2 separate regions of the Homo sapiens genome follow, and region 2 is linked to region 1. Evidence: read pairs that join two places in POLR2A ChIA-PET (ENCODE). Cell type or tissue: HepG2. All regions are shown on one strand.

Region 1 (8,000 bases):
CAACAACAACCAACGGCTATAGAAGAAGACTCTTAGACACAATGGAAATGTAACGATAAGTTTGTCAGTGCGTGGTTTACAGCATCATGGGAGGTGTGTTACAGCCATCATACTGAACTTTCCCACCCACCTCCTACTGCCTCCCAGGGCATTCTCTAGGATTTTGGCTTCAAGAAAAAAAAAATTCTTATAGTCAGCCCAGCCTTATGTGGTTATCCACAATGGTGTAATTTCAAAGGAAAGAACCTAAAAATCACTTTCCCACTGATGCTTGAAAGCTTATCATTTTATTTGGGTGGAGATGGGTAATCCTGAGGTGTCAATTTTTGCCTCCTCAGTGCAAAGGATTTCAGTGGCTCTGGGGTCAGGGGGAAAGAGGACAGAGAAAAAAGTGGAGGTTGCCACTGGCAATGAACATAATCTCTGTGGGCATTTTGCTAAGGACTGGACCACTTTCTAGAACACTCCCTCTTTTACAAAAGGAACTCTACCTAGAATCCAAAGACCTGGGTTCAGGTCCTAACTCTAAGACTCAAGTCCTAAATTCATGATGTTTTCTCTCTGTGTCTCAGTTTTGCTTTAATGAAATGGCGATGATGAAAATATCCGCTCTTCATACCTTGCAAGACTGTTGGGAGAGCCCATTGAGGCCATGGTTTGTGAATGTGCTTTTCAACTGTGCACACGATAAGAATGGAGAAGTGATATTGAACAGTTTATTTGGAGGGAGTTTATTTGGAAACCCCATCCACTGTGATTTATTAGAGAAATACCCACACTTTTTCATCCCTGTTCTTTGGATGAAAGACTCCTGAAGACTTCACAGTGTACCTTGTCTACAGTGGGCCAAAAAGGGATCCCTGTTCTTGGTTATAATCTGGGAAATTTAACCTCAGATTCTCAGTGACCCCAAGACTCTCAGCATCCCTGCGGTCTTAGAAGTGTTGACAGTCCTCCCTGCATGTTGCAAAATAGCACCCTAGTGCTGCATAAATATCACTTCTGAATCTGTTTGTATTATACATTTGTGGTAACTGTAGGTACACGTCTTCATTTCTTCTTGATTCATTTTGATGTGGTAGCTATGCAAATGGTACCTGGTTTGGGACTGACCCAACCATATTTGACCAATTCCTAATTTTTTATAGACAAGGAATTAATTGTTTGCTTGTTTGATTGTTTCTATTATTTGTTGATTTGTTTCTCTGACTGAAGTTTCAACCAATATTTCTTTCTATCACCACCCAGCAGACTCACCTTCAGCCCAATCATTGTACTCTCAGAAAATGCAGGCCGGCATGGTGGCTCACATCTGTAATCCCAGCACTTCGGGAGGCCAAGATGGGCAGATCACCTGAGGTCAGGAGTTCAAGACCAGCCTGGCCAACATGGCCAAAAACCCCATCTCTAGAAAAATACAGAAATTAGCTGGCGTGGTGGCACATGCCTGTGGTCCCAGCTCCTCAGGAGGCTGAGGCATGAGAATTGCTTGAACCCCAGAGGCAGAGGTTGCAGTGAATTGAGATCACACCACTGCACTCCAGCCTGGGTGATAGAGCAAGATTCCATCTCAAAAGGAAAATAAAAGAAAATGCAAACACACTATAATATTAGCCTAAGCAAAACTGTTAATTCTGATTTACAAAAATTCTTACTTGCTTGGCTTTGAAATGCATTGTGTAATAATGCATTTCAAAGCCAAGCAAGTAACAATTTTAGGTTATGTACATTTCTATAAATATAATAATTGTATTTTTATTTATTATTCTATCCTGGCTCTTAGCCGAATCAGGAGATTCTTTAGGAATGGACCATGTACCAGTCAAGTCTGTCAGCAGGATTCATCACCCTGTTCCTTTTTGTCCTAGAATATACCAACTTCCTTTCATTGAAATTTAACTGAAAAAACTTTTGTAAATATCAGTGTGTATTTGTGATTTTCCAGTGATTAAAGTGTAATGTTGTTATCCAATTAAATAATTAACATGTGGAATTTAGTCACAGGTTTCAAGTGCTTTCTCTGCTGATCTTTTAAGCATGTTAGTATATTTAGATATGAGTGAAGTAATAGCTACCTAAACAGTCCCACCTTGAAACAGAGAAGGAACTTATTGAAGGCATTTTTAGAACAGTGGTAGCTCATAGCATCAATCAGCCTCCTCTCGGTTATGTCCTTCAAGCTAATGGCCCCGGAGTGTATTCATGCATGCAAATAAGCAAGGAATCACGGTCCTGGACTGATGCGATGCCTTCATTCTAAAACAGTCTTGTTTGTTCCAATGAAAGCTGCTGATTGCACCGTGACTATTCATCCCTCCAACTGGTAATAAATTCATTACACTTGTATTTAGTCTTTTCTTCTCAAGACTAATTAATGGTAAGCTTAAGACACTTTTAATATGCTAAGATGTACACATTTATGCCTATTATTATATACATTGAAAAATTAATCTCATTTAGCAAAACAGATCCATTTCCTCAGCCAGAATAAGAAAAAAGATGGCTCTGTAATGAAGCTATTAAAGCCTTTTCTATCAGCATTCAAAATTTAAAATAAGTTGCTTTACAGATTGAAGAAATCAAAAGATGGCTTCAGGCCCTCAGTCATGAGAAGCAATCCAGACTTAAAGAGGAAGAAAGAATGTGACATGTAGGAGGTAATTAGAAAACTTAAAGTGAGTTCTATTTCTACAGGAAAAATGATGGCTTTGAAACATATCCTTCCAATTTAACAGCTGTCTCTCCTTTGGCTCAAGAGGATGGGTGCGCGCGCATGCGCACACACACACACGCGCGCGCGCACACACACACACACACACACACACACACACACACACCACAGACCACAGACCAGGAAAGGCCTTATAGGGGCATATAATTCAACTCACTCCTTTCTTAGGTGAGGAGATCGGAGTTTCAAAAGGAAATGCCTTGCTTAAGGGTACAGCTAATGCTTGCTGGAGCCAAGATATTGCCCCAAGATTTTCACTCTGATGCAGCGAACTGCACTCGGGGACTGCACTCCTGACTCCTAAGGAGTGGACCCTCAGCTGGTTTCTGGCCTCCCGGCAGAATCTTAAACTGCAGAAAAGATACTGTTCCTCCCTCTGGCAGGCCAAGAGCACATCCAATCCAAGGGACCATAATTGAGACTCCAGGATTCCAGGGAAACCAGAGAGAATCACCCCAGAATCATCCTAGTGCTCCTGCCTTTCTTTTCTCCTATTGAGATAAATGGGCGTGGAGGGGCTCTTAACGCATTAGACTCGAATGCACATGGAGCTGTTTGCAAGTGATTCAGGAGCCAAATGGGAAAGCAGGTTGTGCTGAGAGGTAACCCGGCCCCAGGAAAAGCAGGTGGAGGGGAGGGGGTTTGCTCGCACTCCAAAACAAGGCAAGTACAGGGCCACCCACAACACAACGTGCAGTCTTCACCCAAGCCACTGCTGGCTGACTTAGCTGTGGTTGTGCTTTGTGTCTCCTAGCAGCCAAATGCCTTCTAAAGAAATAAACATCAAACTTTTAAAGAGTTCAAGTTGGTTTTATTCAGAAGTCTGACTGAGGACTATAGCCCAAGAGGAGTCTTTCAGAGAGGTTCTGTCAGACACCTCCAAAGCTATGTTTTAGTTCACAGTTTATATGCGGGTGATGAAGGTTTAGCACGTGTACAATCACATCAAAGCTTGGGTGCAAGAGTACATCTGGTTATAATTACAGAAGCATAATCATTAACCCTGTCAGATGTTATCTTACGTGCAGAAAAAGGCAAGGGCTAGGATCATTCATCTTTCGAGAAATATAGTGACTCAGGCAAGAAGCTTTGTGAAATTTTGCTGGCAAACAGAAATGAGCACACGTGGCTTCTTACATTTGCTACTTTATCTCACATGGTGATGTGAGGCAAATGCAGCAACTCCTGAGGTACACCAACCAGGGACACATCACCTCCTGGGATTGCTGATGCCGTCTTTTTATAATTTTAATTTTTGTGGGTACACAGTAGATGTTTGGCGCCCTTTTTTTTTTTGAGATGAAGTCTCGCTCTGTCACCTGGGCTGGAGTGCAGCGGCACGATCTTGACTCACTGCAACCTCAGCCTCCTGGGTTCAAGAGATTCTCCTGCCTCAGGCTTCCTAGTAGCTGGTATTACAGGCATACACCATCACGCCTAGCTAATTTTTGTATTTTTAGTAGAGGCGGGGTTTCACCATGTTGGCCAAGCTGGTCTCAAACTCCTGACCTCAAGTGATCCACCTGCCTTGGCCTCCCAAATTGCTGGGATTATAGGCATGAGCCACCACACCCAGCCTCATGCCCCACTAAATAGCAGCACAAACACAACTTTTATCTGTTTCTTTCCTGGCAGAAGTTTGGATAGCTGTACCCTAGGACATGGATACAGAAACCCTGAGTGTCCAGTGGCGGAACTACTATGTGAGGAACACATTTATTTAATCAACATACCTTTTGCTAAGCAAGGTCTTCACTTTCAGCCCTCGGCTGGGAGAAACCTCGCTGCTACATGGAGCAATTCATTAGCAAGGCAGCCTGGATTCCCATAGTAAATGTCTTTATTTCCTTCAAGCACAATTTAATCTGACTCCTCCAATGGTAGGAATATGACCACATTAATTGGCAAAGATCCCTACCCTGATCCTGCAAATGACTGCCTCAGAGGCTCTCTAGATCCATCTGCCTTCAATGTTTTACTGTTGAGTCCCTTTATCATTAGGCTATGGGTCATGCCAATAACTTCAAATGCAATATCAATAACAATAATAAATCTTGAGGTGGGGCATGGTAGCTCACACCTATAATCCCAGCACTTTGGGAGGCTGAGGCAGGAGAATCGCTTGAGGCCAGGAACCTTGGCAACATAGCAAGACCTGATCTCTACAAATAAAAAAATGAAAAAATTAGCCAGGTATAGTGACACATACCTCTAGCTCTAACTACTCAAAAGGCTGAGGTGAGAGGATTGCTTGCCCAGGATTTCGAGCCTGTAATGAGCTATAATCACACCACTGCATTCCAGCCTGAACAACAGAGTGAGACCCTGTATCTAAAAAGAAGGAAATAAACAATCTTGAAATCTTGAACCATGTACTACTATACAGATGTTCAAAGAGCTCATGAAACAGGACAATATTTTTCATTTTCCAATAATGGGTTTGGCACTTTCTTCAGATAAAACAAATTGAGGAGCGGGGGTTGTTTTACTGGAACTTAGAAAAAGTTATCACTAAATAGGGAAATAGGCAGAAGGCTTTGCCTCCAAGAAGCAGGGAGGAAACCCAGAGATGCCCTTAGAACAGAAAGCCATGCAGACTCAAGGTCGTTGTATCCCTTTGGTGACTTCTTAGACTGAATTTCCACATGTGAGTCACAGACTGAGACGAAAGAATTAGTCTCTGGAGTCTCACTTCATGCCAACCTCGGATTCCCAGCTCTGGAACCAGCTCCTAGGCAAGGTCCTAACATAAGCCTTTGCTAAACTCTGCTGCAGGCATGGCCCAGTGTGCAGAGAAAAGGGTCTTCTACTCACTCATGCAGCTTCTGCCCCAGATGCTGTGGAGAAACAAAGAGGATGGAGATGCAAGCCTGAATCTCAAGGTGGTTCCCGAGATAATGTGTGACTAATTCCACGTGAAAGTTGAGACACTGGAGAGACACTGCAAAGATAGAGTGAATTTAGACACAAATACCTTCTGGCTGTGGGGATCAGAGAAGGTTTGGGGCCATGGGGAATGGTGACAGGAGGGTACCCCGGGAAAAGGGAACAGAAGCAACAAAGACCTAGAGGAGGGAAAATTAGACGGACTGTAAGTGGAACAGCACGTAGCTTGGTTCGACAGGCACATCAGATTCAGAGTGTTTAGGGGAGAGCCGACTGGGCAGCTGATGAGCTGAATGAAGAAAGAGGCTGATGAGCTGAATGAAGAAAGAGGGGTGGGGACAGGCAGGATGGAAGGGCCTGGGGTCCCAGCCAGCCAGAATTGTGGTCAAATAATAATTCTTTATTTAACCATGTGAACTTGAACAGATTCTTTACCTCCTATCCAGACCTTACTTCCTCATGTGTAAAATAGGAATCGTAATAGCACTGACATCATAGGATTGCATGTGGATTAAATTATCTTAGAAAATGCCTAGCATATCATAAGCAGACAATAGTTATTTTTGTTATTTGTAATAGTTATTTTGTTATGTTTGAAATGATTACTTCCAGGAACAGAATTTCTCCTAGATGAATTCAGAACATTGTGTCACATGTAGTGGATATGTTTTGGGATTATCAAACCAGGGTATTTTTATCTCCTGTGGTCTCAAGTCCCTAGTCATCTTGGACTTCCTATCATACCTGGTCAACTCAAATCACAGAGTTTCTTCCATCATGTAAGAGAAGATGCTCTTCCACCATTAACACTGAACCAGGAAGCTTAATGGCCCTCCAAAGGAGGCTATGATGTAGAGGAAGTCCTTTCGATAGAGGAAGAAGAAAACAGAGCCCATCCCTTCTAGCCTCAGTGGATGGTGGAAAAGAAAGAAACAGAAAATACTTGAAGGCTGAATGCATTTGTCCTTGCTTTCTCCTTCAGGAGCTAAATCTAGGTGGTGGAGGTGGGGAAGCTATAGAAACATCTAAGTGTAGAGAAGCCTGAGATCATGGGGCAGGAAGGCAGCAATGGGATGCTTCCCTGGGCTCACTGAGGAAGGCCCCAGACCTCTAAGAGGAGCCCTGCAGGTGTTCTAGAGAAATGGTGATGCAGCCACGGGAGGAGGCAGGGAGATGGAGGAGTCTGACCAATGCCCTAATATGCCACAGCAAACGGTGAGGTGCAGGGATCCATAAATTCCTGTATGCCCTACTTAGGGGTGGCAGATGGGCAGAGGCCCAGAGTAAGGTCAAAGTGATCATTATGTGTGGTGCCTTTGCTATCAAGGACAAGTGGCCAGGACCACAGACTCCAAAAGACCAGATGGGGCACATTATTCCTCAGCAATCCATCCTGAAATCCATCCTGCAGCAGAGCCAGCAAGGATCCAGAATTCTAGAACAGTATATGATTCTGATCTTCCTCCTCCCCTCCTCCAACATGCAGTCCCTGGAAGCTCAACCATATTAGAAAGTAGCAAGGGCAGGGACTGAAACCCAAAAGATTTCACATGTCCAGAAATGAATGATTTCAACTGAAGGGAGTCTATGTACATTCAAAAAGACTGTATATCATGAATAGCTTCCCCACCTCCCATGAGATGGGGGCTCCTGAAGATTCAATCAATGGTAGAAAAATCAAGAAGGTACAGTTTCCCTGTACATCCAAGTATAGCGTCAGCCAACATTACACATAATTATGATGAGAGGCAGCCGGAGACTGGGGACTGGATTAGGGAGAAAAGAGGAAGAAAAGCTGTCACTCTGGAGATGTATGATAGAAACTGGAATTGTCACACAGGAATTCAGTCCTTCTAGATTCAGTCCTTCTAGAATGGTGCTTGAAACAAAAAGAAGTTGGTATGTCCTCACTGTGGACAGTACAGAGACGTGTCATTGATATAACATATGGTAGCCCTTTATATCAGCAGCTTTGCTATTTGTGACTTTGTGAGCAATCTCAAAGATCCATGATGTGGTCGGTCATTCGTTATTTTGCGAAGTGTAAGTTTCCATCTTGCACCCCAGCAGCTAAGCCTACCCAACAACAAAGCAGCCCCATTTCAATGAGGCTTTCTTGTTCTTTACTCAATATTGTATTTCATGCTCTCATGAAATAATAAAAAACTATATTCCTTTGTGGGGGAATATGCCCCTCAAAGAAAGCCAAGGGTTTTCTCGGAATGGAAGCTGGTGCTGGTTTTGAAAGTAAAGAAAGAAATGAAAATGTTATTAGGTGAAGAGTTAAGGACTCTCTAAGAAAAGGATAGATTTTAGCCCATCTAAAGTTTGGATAACTTTAAAGAATATAATGAATATTAAGAATCTCTAGTTCCAGTCCATG
Region 2 (8,000 bases), 570 kb after region 1:
TTTCTCTTTAAATGGTGGGATAACTTAAGTCATTTGAATCAGTTTATTGACCATGAAAAATATATAGGATGTGGATGTGGAGATAAATGATTAATAAAGTACTGAAAACTTTCTCTACTTAACCTTAGAATAGGCTGGGCACAGTGGCTCACGCCTTGTAATCCCAGTAATTTGGAAGGCTGGGGCAGGCGGATCGCTTGAGCCCAGGAGGTCGAGACCAACCTGGGCAACATGGTGAAACCCTGTCTTTACTAAAAATACAAAAAATTATCTGGGCATGGTGGTGCATGTCTGTGGTCCCAGTTAGTCAGGAGGCTGACGCGGGAAGATCGCTTGATCCTGGGAGGTCGAGGCTACATTGAACCATGATCATGCCACTGCACTCCAGCCTGGATGATAGAATGAGATCCTGTCAAAAAAAAAAAGACTGGCCATGGCGGCTCATGACTATAATCCCAGCACTTTGGGAGGCCGAGGTGGGTGGATCACCTGAGGTCAGGAGATCGAGACCAACCTGGCCAACATGGTGAAACCCTGTCTCTCTAAAAATACAAAAAATTAGCCAGGCATGGTGGCGGGTGCCTGTAATCCCAGCTACTTGGGAGGCTGAGGCAGGAGAATTGCTTGAACCCGAGAGACGGAGGTTGCTATGAGCCAAGGTCATGCCACTGCAACTCCAGCCTGGGCGACAGAGTGAGACTCCGTCTCAAAAAATAAAAAACAAACAAACAAAAAACCATAAAACCCCCAAAACTTAGAATAATTTGAAAAAAAGTTGGCTCCCAATTAGAATACTCATATGCCATCTTGATACTTTACATGTGTGAAAAACACATTTGCTTTCTCTTGTATCACACATACTATATATATGCACTGATATTTGTAAAAGTCATGTATAAGAGATCATTGTAAAAAAGAGAGAACAAATAAAAACTAATTTAACTGTCCAAACACATGTTCATGACAAGTTTGGACAAGTAGGTAAAGCTCTTCACTTTTCACATGTTGCAACAAACATTTTGAGAACATTTGTAGAGTGCTTTTCTATTTCCCAGGTGCTTTATATATAATTTAATTTTTGTCATAGTTCAGAAAAGTGTTCAAAGGAAACTATGTGCTTAGCTAACTCAAAACAGTTCTAATTAACTTTCCATATTAATAGATTAGACTGGTAGAGCAGATTCAAGAACAATTAAATGGTATATAAATAATATGTCCCAATTTCTATCTTTCTAAGCTGACTTTGTGGTTTAATCATTCTGGAAGTATCACTTGATACTTAAAGTCAACCATTGCTTTTGGTAATGACATTGGTTAGGTTAAACATTCTTTTAAGCAGTATATGCAAATTAGTCAAGTCTGTGTTTTCAGAATTACATTGAACAGAGAGGCTATTCATAAAATGGGAATTGAGTTGCACTTTACAACAGGGTTTCTTAACCTTGGCATGGTTGACATTTGGGCTGCATATTCCTTTGTTATGGGGTTCCATTCTATGCATTGTAGGATGTTTAGCAGCATCCTTAGGTTCTACTCAGTGAATGCCATTATCTCCTCCGCCCCGATGACAACAAAAATTACATCAGATATTTCCAAATATTCCCAGGGAGGCAAAGTCACCAGTAGTTGAGAACCACTGTTCTGCAAAGTCAAGCCATCTTGTAGGGAAAAAAAAAAAATAACAGAAAGAAAGGCTAGTGTTCATGTTAAACAGATTCAGATTATGAAATATGTATATATCAATATTTAAAATTTAGCCTTGATTAATGCACTTTTAAAAACTTGGTATAGCTAGATTTCTCAAATTTTAAATCTGAACACAGCTTTATTATCCTTAAAGGTTATATAATAATGTGTAATGAGAAAAAAATATATATCTGTTTCTTTTAAAGCTGAATGTTTTATAGATTCAATAGAATAACTCATGCTTTGCTAACCCTGAACAGTTAATTTATAATTTCAGGAGAAACTGCATAGCAAGTATTTATTTTATTGAAAAGGAAAAACAATAAAAATTACTACATAAAAAAATAAAGCTACTGAAATAGATCTTCCCCTAAAATAAATGACTTCACTCTGGAACAGGACTGAGTGACATTAAGCATGACTTTGCCCAATTCTGTAAAGCCAAGTCATGCTGCACAAGCTGGCACACAGAGGCCTGAGAAGATGTCCTGGAGTAGGAAGAATCCTGGGGGCTCCACATCCACCTTGGGAGGAGAAACAAGTGAGACAGGTGGTGAGGACAAGAAGCCTGACAAAAAGCGGAACCCAAATGGGATCCCTCAAGCTCATCAACATGCCAGATTTAACTCATTCTTTTTTTTTTGAGAAGGGTCTTGCTCTGTTGCCCAGGCTGGAGTGCAACAGCAGGATCATGGCTCACTGCAGCCTTGACCTCCTGGGCTCAAGCGATCCTCCCATTTCAGCTTTCCAAGTAGCTGGGACTACAGGTGCATATCACCACGCCTGGCTGAGTTTTTATTTCTTGTAGAGACAGGGTCTCGCCATGTTGCCCAGGCTGGTCTCGAACTGCTGGGTAAAGTGGTCCTTCCGTCTTAGCCTCCCAAAGTGTTTGGATAAGAGGCATGAGCCACCGCACCTAACCTAGACTTAACTCTTAACCTTCTTTTTCTCTTCCATTGCTCCTGCAGCTGTGGCTGCCTGCAGCCCATCCTGCCCCCAGCACCTAGAGTCATCTTTAGAAATGCAAGCCTGATCGTGGAATCCACCTTCCTAACACCCTTCAGTGCCCTCCTCTTCGTTACACCCTTACTATACAAACGATAGTCCATGGACCAGCAGCATCAACATAACCAGGGAGCTTGTTAGAAATGTAGAATCTGGTCCATCCCAAACCTGACGAAGCAGAAGCTGCATTTTGCCAAGATCCCAGGGAATTTGTGTGCCCGTTATGGTTTGCGAAGTGCTTCCCAAGAGAACATACGGCAAGCCAGAGGGATCTTTGCAGATCTTGCTCCTTTCATTCTCTGGCCTCATCTTGTCGCTCTCCTCCATCCGTGCCCACATCCCCACTGTACTGGACCGCTTGCAGCTCCTTGAATGCAGCATAGTCTTGTTTTCTTTTTTGCAGTGATTCTACATCTTTCCCATCTTCTCCACCTGGATGCCTCCATCCATCCTTTCAGACTTCCCTTCTCTAGCAAACCTTTCTTGCTAATTCCCATGTCTAACACAACACTTCCCCATACTGCATGGCCATTATCCTTTCTGCATCAGACTGTGAGCACCTTGAAGGCAGTGGCAGTGACTCATTCATTGTGGCATCTGCAGATTCCAGTGGACTGCCAGGCATGCAATAGAAAATCAAAAAAGATTTACTGCTAAATAATCCTCAACTCCAGTGGCAGCTCCATGTGCCATTTCTCTTCCGCTCTGGCCTCGGCTCTTCCTGTGCCTACCTGGGGCTTGGCTTTCACCTAGGTGTCTGCATGGAAGGGAGAGCGACCTGGAGGACCATCGCCAATCCATCAATAGCCTCCCGGTTGAGATGACTTCAGCTCTGATTTGGAAGAGCTATGATATTGTTTATAGGAGTGAATTAATATGTGTAAAGGTTACAAAGTAAACAGTTAAATTAAATTAATTGTGCTGGAGCAGGTCAAACAGGCTTCTGAGAGATGAACATACACATCTCTATTAACTCCACATTCAGTGAGTGTGGGTAACTTGAAATTGGCTGGGTCACCATTTACATCATAGAAATTGGCAAATAGTACAAATTAGGGCTCCCTCACCCCTACTCGGGCATAGAGCTGGTACACTAGCACACCTCTGGTTATACATGCATGCGTGTGCCACCAGAACAAAACACCTAACAGCAGGCACGTTGCCTCTGTTGCCCACCATTACAGCTCCCGCACGGAGCAGACAGACTCATGGCAGGAATTGAATGCATGTTTGTCGAGTGGAAGCATGAACAAATCCACAAAATGCCCAAGATGAGGCAAAGAAGGACATTGGCTCAAATGTTAAACATAAGTTAGGAGCTGAGATAATGCCCAGAGGAAAAATGTTCTGTAATTCTAAGTAAAACCCATCTCTAAGGCAGGATGCTGCTTATGAGGGCTCCACAGACAGATGGGGGAGGCCTGGGTCCTGCCCTTGGAAAGAGTCTGACAGCTCGACTTCTGGAAACAGCCATCTGCACAGGTCAACATCTTCTTAGCTGACAGGGAGCAGATTTGCAGACCACATCACATTTGAAATTCCAGAAGAAACTTCTTGGAGTCTGCTCTTGTGCAAATGAGCCTAGAAAGCCCGTTAACTTTGGGTGGAGGCTTCCACTGTTTGGCTATCCCAAGTGGGCCCAAAGCTAAGGAAAACCCACCAGCCCTTTGCTTCCTGCTTCCTCTATTTGTTTGCCCCAGGAAATCAGAGGTGATGACATGATTTGGCTTGGGCACGACAGGAATAAACGATATTTAAGAGACGTCATAAGCGCCTCCATTTTGTTCTTGATTGCTAAGTAGCCCCGAACCAAAACAGCCAATTAAAAAAATTAGAATCTTAATTACAGATTTCGAAATTCCAGCACACCACAACCGACATGGCTTGCACCTAGCCGGGACCCTGCCTGCACCTTACCCTCTGCTTCGTTCTTGAAAATCCCTCTCCTTGGTGCTGAATGTTATTTTTTTGAGCATGGAGCCCCTGGTTGCAAAACACCCTTCCCTGCTGGATGCTGGTGTCACCTCTGATAAGCCTGTGCATGTAATTCTCCCTTGGACACGGGGTGTATGGAAGGTCTCCTCCCCGCAACCAGTACCTCCCCTCTCCCTCCCCACCACCCACCTCCCACCATCAAGGGAGGGCAGCTGTGTGAGTTCATGTGGCCTTGAACTGCCTGCTTCCAGCTTCCTCTAGTTCCTCTCTGGCCTTCTGCCAATTTCCTTCGACAGATTATAGCCAAACCTGTTGGAGTCAAAACAATTTGCATTGTTTAAGAAAGCAATGCTTTCTCACAAAAGGGTTTGCATTAAAACAAGATCTGGGAATCCCCAGGACGGATGGGAGGGCGGGAGGGGCGGATGGAGGGATGAAGTTCAGTTTAGGGTACAGGGCATCTTGGAGGAGGCAGTGACACTTGCTAGAAATGTAGAATCTGGGACTCAGCGGGGTGGCTCACGCCTGTGATCCCAGCCTTTGGGAGGCCGAGGCAGGCGGGTCACCTGAGGTCCGGAGTTCGAGACTAGGCTGACCAACATGGACAGACCCCTGTCTCTACTAAAAATACAAAATTAGCCTGGCGTGGTGGTGCATGCCTATAATCCCAGCTACTCAGGAGGCTGGGGCAGTAGAATCGCTTGAATCTGGGAGGCAGAGGTTGTGGTGAGCCGAGATGACACCATTGCACTCCAGCCTGGGCAACAAGACTGAAACTCTGACTCAAAAAAAAAAAAAAAGAAAAAAGAAAAGAAAAGGAACGTACAATCTGGTCCACCCCAAACCTGCTGAAGCAGAAGGTACATTTCACCAAGATTCCAGGGAATTTGTGTGCCCATTACAGTTCAGTCCAGGGAACAGGGATGACACTTGAGTATTGGAGGATGAGCTCTTTTGGGGGGTCAGCTTTGTGCTGACCAGGAAGATCCCTTTAGAAGGGGCATGGTCAGTGCATGGGGCTCATTTCAGTCTAAGGCCTCTCATCCAATGCCAGAGGAGCACATTCTCCACCCTCTGTTTGGGGTCTGGGGCTCACTGTGGGAGGGAGGCCTCGGGGCTTTAGTGCTCTGGGGGTGGAATCTCGGTCGCTTCCCCGTGCATGCTCCTGCTCCAAAGTGAGGCTCCCTAAAGCCACGGGCCCAGGGGAAGGCTCCCATTTGCCAAAGCTGAGTCTGTTTTTCCGGGGCAGTCTTTGGATGATCTGGAATGTGCTTTGAGATTTCTCAAAGTCATAGTATTTTAGTCTCATTTTGCAGGGAATATCTGAGTTATTCCCATTTTGTAGGGATGCATTCCCAGAGGCATGAGGGTTGGGCTCCTTTTTCTTCCACTGGGGAAGCTGGGTGCCCACTGAAATGGGGTCTTCTGCCAGCACTGAGGATAAGGGAAGAGGAAGCCCTCGCTCTTCTCTGACTCGTGGCCTCTGGGGAGACAGCAAACTCTTAGCCTCTGGCCTGAGCCAGGCTCACCAAGAAGTCTGTTCCTCAACAGAGTGGTGTCTGAGCCAGAAAAACTGAAACTGGTCATGATGCCATGTCTGTGTAAGTCTTGATCACTCGCCTGGCAGGTGTGGTCTGTGACAGTGCTGGTTACATGAAGGCACATGGGCCCTGCTGTCACATTTCAGTAGAGACTCTGGTAGACTCAGGATGTGTCATGCAGCAACACAGAGACAGCTTAGGGTGCACGTGTCCATCCATCTACAGCCATGACAAAAAAGTCTTGGGTGCAGGAAAAAGATGTGACCACACCATAGGTACGATGTAGGGCCTGGGGTCCTTGACCCAATCAGCCACCACCCCAATCCAGTCACTTGTTGTCAGAAAACTTGAGGTAGAGCGTGTGGGCGGCTCAAGACAAACTTAAGGTCACTGCCTGGGACACCCTATTAGGACCAGAGGGTGAAGTTTCTAGACATTGTCAGGCATATCCTAAGCAAGGTAGGGTGTGAGGGGCACCAGGGAAATGCTGGTTGTCTGCCAGAGCCTGGAGGGGAGGAACAGCATGGGCTACTTTAATAGTGTTCTCAATTCTCTGCTCCTTTTGAGCTTTTGGATCTAGAGGGTATTCTGGCTGGAATGCAAATACTTGCATGTGTAATTTTAGTAAAAGTCAGTAAAAAGGCCAGGGCATAACCTCACCTCAAGCCTTCCCAGTTGCTGGGGTGTGTGGAGCTGTGCAGACACACCACCCTCTGAGTTGGAAGCCTACACACTCACTGCCTGTTTTCCAGGCTTCTCATGCAGATGTTTTGGGCCAAGGACCAGGTTTAGAATGAGAATTGCTAACAGTTTTAGGAGGATTTTCAAATGGTCCTCATGGCCGAAAGTTTTAGAGAGCTTTAGGTGTGCCGTTTGCAAAAGAGAGAAGATGTGTAGGCAACATTTGTAGAAAAGGTGGCTTCTCATAGTTAAATGACAGAAACTCTTCCAAATTAATGCCGTAAACAGCTGGTGGGAATAGGATTTGCTCCAGCTATGTGCGAGCATAGCCCGGTCATGGCTGGTAAAATTTAAATTACACACAGGCTTTGTTCCAGAAATTTTGCACGTGTGAATCTATTCCACAGAAACAGAAGTACCAGACTGCAATGTAGTATGTACAAGGATGTTTATTGTTTGCAGTGGCAAAAAACTGGAAATAATCTGAAGGCCCATCAACAAGGCAATGATTCAATCAATCATGATACATCTGTATTAAGTGAGATTACGTAGCAATCCAAAAGAATGAGTCAGCTATCTAGATAGCTGTTGTTCCAAAGAGTTTCATGATGCAATGTTAAGTTAGGGAAGCCAAATTGCAGATGAATAAATATTTTACATACATAGTATTTTTAAAAGGCATAATCAAGTTAAAAAGCCCTCACTTGTGTATCTGAGCACAGTTAAGGTGGAGCCTACATCTCAGGCTGGAAGGAGGGGACAGGACGGGGGAAAATGGGTGGGGAGGAAAGAAAACAAAGAGTAGGCAGGGCGTGGTGGCTCACACCTGTAATCCCAGCACTTTGGGAGGCCGAGGCAGGTGGATCACCTGATGTCAGGAGTTCGAGACCAGCCTGGCCAACATGGCAAAACACTGTCTCTACTAAAAATACAAAAAAATTTGCAGGGCTTGGTGGTGGGCACCTGTAATCCCACCTACTTGGGAGGATGAGGCATGAGAATCGCTTAAGCCTGGAAGGTGGAGGTTGTAGTGAGCCAAGATCACGCCACTGCACTCCAGCCTGGGCAACAGAATGAGACTCTGCCTCAAAAAAAAAAGTATAGAAAAATGAGTAGAAAGCATTGAATTAAGTTAAGTAAAAATTTAGAATA

What was found. Peaks named below come from ENCODE experiments on the same cell type or tissue, not always from the same donor. Only the 100,000 strongest peaks of a DNase experiment are listed, where the experiment ranks them.
Region 2: POLR2A ChIA-PET joins it to region 1 with 5 read pairs; 1 of 35 experiments calls an interaction of 5 or more read pairs at or near these places.

The regions. Positions count from the first base shown.
Region 1 is chr20:5,293,215-5,301,214 of GRCh38, reverse strand. It overlaps PROKR2 (prokineticin receptor 2), which reads left to right. Exons shown (of 3, transcript NM_144773.4): 3 at 1-1,997. Among named protein-coding and RNA genes, the nearest start is that of PROKR2, 20 kb to the left of the region's middle. In HepG2, no CTCF peak of the experiment used is centred here; a DNase peak (open chromatin) is centred at 3,744; H3K27me3 peaks cover 1,160 bases.
Region 2 is chr20:4,727,740-4,735,739 of GRCh38, reverse strand. It overlaps PRND (prion like protein doppel), which reads right to left. Exons shown (of 2, transcript NM_012409.4): 2 at 7,280-8,000. It overlaps PRNT (prion locus lncRNA, testis expressed), which reads left to right. Exons shown (of 2, transcript NR_024269.1): 2 at 2,655-4,458. It also overlaps the pseudogene IDI1P3. Among named protein-coding and RNA genes, the nearest start is that of PRNT, 8.9 kb to the left of the region's middle. RefSeq lists an enhancer at 6,124-6,233. In HepG2, no CTCF peak of the experiment used is centred here; a DNase peak (open chromatin) is centred at 4,779; H3K27me3 peaks cover 1,560 bases.